2 separate regions of the Homo sapiens genome follow, and region 2 is linked to region 1. Evidence: chromatin contacts called from ENCODE Hi-C or POLR2A ChIA-PET data. All regions are on one chromosome and are shown on one strand. Each heading gives the region's core, a stretch centred on a gene start or an enhancer-like site at or near the end of the contact. The rest is flanking DNA. Distances are from core to core; before and after follow the strand shown. Region 1 overlaps ELAVL1 (ELAV like RNA binding protein 1). Region 2 holds the start of EPOR (erythropoietin receptor).

Region 1 (2,700 bases), core at 148-2,647:
TCAGCAGGGTTGGTTTCTCTTGAAGGCACTGGGAAGGGATCTGTCACAGGCCTCTCTCACAGCTTCTGGTGGAGGCTGGTGGTCTCTGGCACTGCTTGCTTTAGAGAAGCATCACCCCAGTGTCTGCCTCCATCTTCACACAGACTTCTCCCTGTGAGAGTGCCTGTATCCACATTTCCCGCCTTTCTAAATTGAATTTATGTTTTCAAAAAAAATACTTTTTTTTTTTTTGAGATGGAGTCTTGCTCTGTCACTCAGGCTGGAGTGCAGTGGCGCGATCTCGGCTCACTGCAAGCTCCGCCTCCTGGGTTCACGCCATTCTCCTGCCTCAGCCTCCCGAGTAGCTGGGACTACAGGCGCCTGCCACCATGCCTGGCTAATTTTTTGTATTTTTAGTAGAGATGGGGTTTCACCATGTTAGCCAGGATGGTCTCGATCTCCTGACCTCGTGATCCACCCGCCTCGGCCTCCCAAAGTGCTGGGATTATAGGCATGAGCCACTGCGCCCAGCCAAAAAAAAATACTTTTTTTTTTTTTTTAAAGACAGGACCTCACTCAGTCACCCAGGCTGGACTGCAGTGATGTGATCACGGCTCACTGCAGCCTCAAACTCCTGAGCTCAGGTGATCCTCCTACCTCAGCCTCCCGAGTAGCTGGGAATAGAGGTATGCCCCACCACGACCAGCTAATTTTTTTTGTAGAGATGGGGTCTTGCCATGTTGCCCAGGCTGAACTCTTGGGTTCAAGCGATCCTCCCACTCAGCCTCCAAAACAGTGGGATTACTGGCCTGCGCCACCACACCTGGCCTAAATTTCCCTCTTTTATAAGGACATCAGTCACATTTGATTAGAGATCACCCTATACCAGTGTGACCTCGTCTTAACTGATTACATCCGCAATGACTGTATCCAAATCAGGTCACGTTTTGAGGTCCCAAGGGGTTAGGACTTCGGCATATGAATTTGGATTGTGGGGTGGGGGGAACACGATTGAACCCCTCACTGGATGAATTCTTGAGAATGGGCAGCCAGAAAAAGACCTGATTGAGGCCAAAGAGCAAGCGATGTTGGGAGCTTAGGAAAGAGGGTTCTGGCCGAGGGGCCGGGGAGCCCCAGGTCAGTGCACGCCTGCTGTGCGCCAGCTGTTCTGATTCTAGCCTGACTGAACATGACAGTGTCCAGAGAGAAGAGGAAAGCAGAGTTCCCATGGTCCTTGGAGACACCTGTCCTTGGGAGGCATCAGAGCTTTCCCCAGCATTTGGCTCTAGGGCACTTCTCCTCTGGGGCTTCATCCAGGGACGGCAGTAGGTCCAGTCAGTGCCAGCCTCAGCTCCGCTCCACTGGCGCCAGGGTCATGGTTTGGCAGGCCCCCAAATACTGCCCCAGTCCAGACAGGTCTGCAGGGAGCCAGGGCAAGCCCGGACACTAGGGGAGGCTGGGGGCCAAGGCAGCCTCTTTTTCTCTGGGGACAGCACTGGCAGCCCCTGACCCACATCATGGGGTGAGCAAGTGTCCCCAGAGCTCCTGTCCACAGGCTGATGGAGGTGCCCCGGGCCTGGGAGCAGCACGGCTTCCCCAGAGACCTCATGGGCTCCGTAGTGACATGCTCCCTCGATTCCCACCGCTACCAGGCAGAGCTGGCCTCCAGCCCCACACTCCTCTCCTCGTGGGGCTGTCCTGTTCCCCTGCTGGGCCGCCCACTGCCCTATGAGCAGGGGCAATGTCTGTTGTTCCTTCTCTGGAACATGATAGGAGCTTCTCAGAGGATGCTGTGTGTGTGTTCTCAGCACGCAGATTCTGCCCAGTGACTCCTGAGTGGCGGCTTCTCCCTGCGTTCTGGTCTCAGTTACCTTGGCTCATCAGTTCTGTGCCCCTCACTCAAAGGGAATGAACTTCCTTTCGCACAGGTTCAAGTCCCCACCCTTCTCGGGAACACATCTCCTGCTCCCTCCTCCATATCCCAGCCTCCTGACGAGGCTGTGAGTCCTGCCAGGCTGCCCCTTCACAGGCAGAGGGGTTCCACTGTGGTCCTTTTCTTCCTTCTGGGCCCATGGGGTCTGCACGGCCGTCAGCGCCAACCTGAGAAAGCACCGAAGACCTTGTCTTGCATTGGCCTCCGGGCTCCCCTCACCACCCTCTCCACACGAATGATGAATGTACCATTTTGTCAAAGCACCCAGAAGGTTCTCTTCAGTTTTCTTTGATTTTGCAAAATATAAATCCAAAAGGCATTGAGTCGTTTAATATTGAACACTTGAGTGGATTTGAGTACAAACTCGGGGTCCTCCCAGAACTCACAGCCCCTGTCAGGGCTTCTGTGGCGAGCTTGCTCTTTGGCAGGGGAGTCTCCTGTGTTCCCAGTAGCTCCCAGCTTGCTTGCCCGCTGCAGCACGGGCTGCTTTCAGGCACCAGGACCTCTCTGGCACCGGCTCACTGTCCAGCACATCAGAGAGGTAGCCACACACAAGCTGCGGGCCCTCAGTTGCTGGGCTTTGTGACATAGGAGTCACGCCTGCCTCCTTGAGGATGGTGAGCACCCAGTGAGGAAGCACTGCCAGGCATCCTGGCTCACGGCCCATCCCTCAGTGAGCTTGCCACCATGCGGCTGCAGGCGGTGAGCGTCAGTGATGATAATCGTTCCCTGCATGATTTCTAACACACAGTGTTGGCTTTTCCTAACCCAGCATTCAACACCCTCCT
Region 2 (2,816 bases), core at 297-2,796, 3.4 Mb before region 1:
GCTGGAGTGCAGTGGCACAATATCGGCTCACTGAAACCTCCGGCTCCTGGGTTCAAGCGATTCTCCTGCAGCCTCCCAAGTAGCTGGGATTACAGGCATGCAGCACCACGCCCATCTAATTTTTGTATTTTTGGTAGAGATGGGGTTTTACCATGTTGGCCAGGATGGTCTTGATCTCTTGACCTCGTGATCTGCCCACCTCGGCCTCCCAAAGTGCTGGGATTACAGGCGTGAGCCACCGCGCCCGGCCTACGCCTGGCTAATTTTTGTATTTTTAGTAGAGACGTGGTTTCGCCATGTTGCCCAGGCTGGTCTCGAACTCCTGACCTCATGATCCGCCTGTCTCGGCCTCCCAAAGTGTTGGGATTACAGGTATGAGCCACCGCGCCCAGCCAATTATTATTATTTTTTGAGATGCAGTCTCACTCTGTTGCCCAGGCTGGAGTTGCAGTGGCATGATCTTGGCTCACTGCAATCTTCATCTCCCAGACTGAAGCAGTTCTCATGCCTCAGCCTCCTGAGTAGCTGGGATTACAGGCACACGCCACCACACCTGGCTAATTTTTGTATTTTTAGTAGAGATGGGATTTCACCATGTTGGCCAGGCTGGTCTCAAACTCCTGACCTCAAGTGATTTGCCCACGTCGGCCTCCCAAAGTGCTGGGATTATAGGCGTGAGCCACCGGGCCCAGCCCAAGAGAATAAAAATGTGGGTGGTAAAAATTTTTTTCCCAAAAATTCGTAAATGAAAATCTCACATATTATGCATACTGCCCAGGAGCATGGCCTAGCACTGTGCAAACACTCAACTGCTGGTCGTTGCAAGGATTATTATTGGCCGGCTTCAGTGGCTCGTGCTGGTATTCCCAGCACATTGGGAGATGGAGGCTGGAGGATTGCTTAAGTCCGGGATTTCAAGACCAGCCTGGACAACATAGTGGGATCCCATCTCTACAAAGAATTTTAAAAATTAGCCAGGTGCAGTGGGAAGATTGCTTCAGTCCAGAGGCTGCAGTGAGCTATGATTGTGCCACTGCACTCCAGCCTGGGTGACAGAGCAACACCCTGAGACAGAGAGAGAGAGGGGGAAGGAGGGAAGGAGGGAAGGAAGGAAGGAAGGAAGGAAGGAAGGAAGGAAGGAAGGAAGGAAGGAAAGGAGAGAGAGAGAGAGAGAGAGAGAGAGAGAGAGAGAAAATAATTTTTATTTATTTCCAGGCTGGGAAGAGATGCTGATTTCTGCGATAAAATCAGTAGGTACATTTTTTGGAATGTTCGCTATGTGCCAGGCTAGATTTTACAGATGAGAAGTCTGAAGCTCAGGTAAGGTAAGTCACCTGTCCAGGGCCACAAAGAAAAAAAAAACGTGTGTCTGAAGCCAGAACGGGAGCTGTTGCGGCCCAACTCCCTCCCCTGCCCCCAAGCGGCCTCTGGGCTCGGGAAGGGCCCCTGCCTCCTCCCGCCAGGCACTTATCTCTACCCAGGCTGAGTGCTGGCCCCGCCCCCTCGGGGATCTGCCACTTAGAGGCGCCTGGTCGGGAAGGGCCTGGTCAGCTGCGTCCGGCGGAGGCAGCTGCTGACCCAGCTGTGGACTGTGCCGGGGGCGGGGGACGGAGGGGCAGGAGCCCTGGGCTCCCCGTGGCGGGGGCTGTATCATGGACCACCTCGGGGCGTCCCTCTGGCCCCAGGTCGGCTCCCTTTGTCTCCTGCTCGCTGGGGCCGCCTGGGCGCCCCCGCCTAACCTCCCGGACCCCAAGTTCGAGAGCAAAGGTAAGGATGAGCTGCGTGTGGACCCCTACGCTGGAGCCTGCAGGACCATGCTGGGGCCTGAACTCCCAGCCTAGGTCCTGGGGGCCATGCCTGTTTCTGGACTTCCTGACCGGGTCCTGGGGGCCAAGCTGGCATCTGAACCCTTAGACTGGGTCCTGGATGGGTGGGGGGCGGGGTGGGGTATGTTAGGATCCAAGACTCCTGATCGCGTCCCGGGCAAGAGCTAGAGTGGGCTTAACATTCCCGTTTTACCTTTTCAGGGAGTCTGGGACATGCTAAATCCTAAGGGGGCTGACTTGGTGCTAAGGTCCCTGGGGGGTGGGGACCAAGCCGACCCTCCCTAGGGGAGGGAGGGTAAAGCCCGGGTCCGAGTTAGAGGGGCCAAGCCACAGGCTACTGTAAACACGGTTTGTGTGAGGGCGCCAGATCACTTGCCCGGCCCGGTGGAGGGAGGGAGGCGGGGGGCACGGTTGGCGCTATCGGTTGGCGGGGAGCCTGCCGGGGCCGATAGGGGGCCCGCCTCTCCGCACACACCCCCAGCCGCGCGCGTGTCCTAGGCTGGGGCGGGGCTGGCAGTCCCGAGCTCGAGGTCTTGAACGCCGCGCCCAGCTCAGCTGGCCGCTGGGTGGGCAGGTGTGCGCCAGTGGTGACGGCGGGGGACAGTAAGGCGAGAAACTTGCCCCTGGGAATTAGGGGGGCACCACCTCTGCGGACCCCTCCAAGGGACCCGCTTGGGAAGATGGCAGGGCGGGGCTTTTTTCTTATCGGGTCCGCCCAGGCTGCGGGAGGGAAGAGGAGGGGGCTGTCTCCCGAGGATAGAGCTCAGACCCCCATGCCCTTCCTTTGTCGCCCCTCCCCAGCGGCCTTGCTGGCGGCCCGGGGGCCCGAAGAGCTTCTGTGCTTCACCGAGCGGTTGGAGGACTTGGTGTGTTTCTGGGAGGAAGCGGCGAGCGCTGGGGTGGGCCCGGGCAACTACAGCTTCTCCTACCAGCTCGAGTGAGTCCGATCCGGCGGGTGCCTCCAAGGGCGGAGGGAGGGGGTGGGGCAGA

The links. Hi-C counts contacts between places; a loop is a spot of excess contacts on that map. ChIA-PET counts read pairs that join two places held with the same protein, here RNA polymerase II (POLR2A).
Region 2: a loop to region 1 is called in a map of psoas muscle, with 9 times the contacts of the local background. The contact joins the promoter of EPOR here to the enhancer-like site in region 1. A Hi-C loop is called at or near these places in 1 of 168 maps with a recorded cell type or tissue (psoas muscle). POLR2A ChIA-PET finds 5 or more read pairs at or near these places in 1 of 52 experiments (MCF 10A).

The regions. Positions count from the first base shown.
Region 1 is chr19:7,973,933-7,976,632 of GRCh38, reverse strand. All of the region lies in intron 3 of ELAVL1 (ELAV like RNA binding protein 1), which reads left to right. Among named protein-coding and RNA genes, the nearest start is that of ELAVL1, 30 kb to the left of the region's middle. Within about 2 kb of position 1,397, at least 5 of the 41 ENCODE cell types and tissues checked have a DNase peak (open chromatin) inside an H3K27ac peak, as active enhancers do.
Region 2 is chr19:11,383,044-11,385,859 of GRCh38, reverse strand. It overlaps EPOR (erythropoietin receptor), which reads left to right and starts at 1,546. Exons shown (of 8, transcript NM_000121.4): 1 at 1,546-1,767; 2 at 2,628-2,763. The coding sequence starts at 1,653. RefSeq lists a silencer at 2,247-2,306.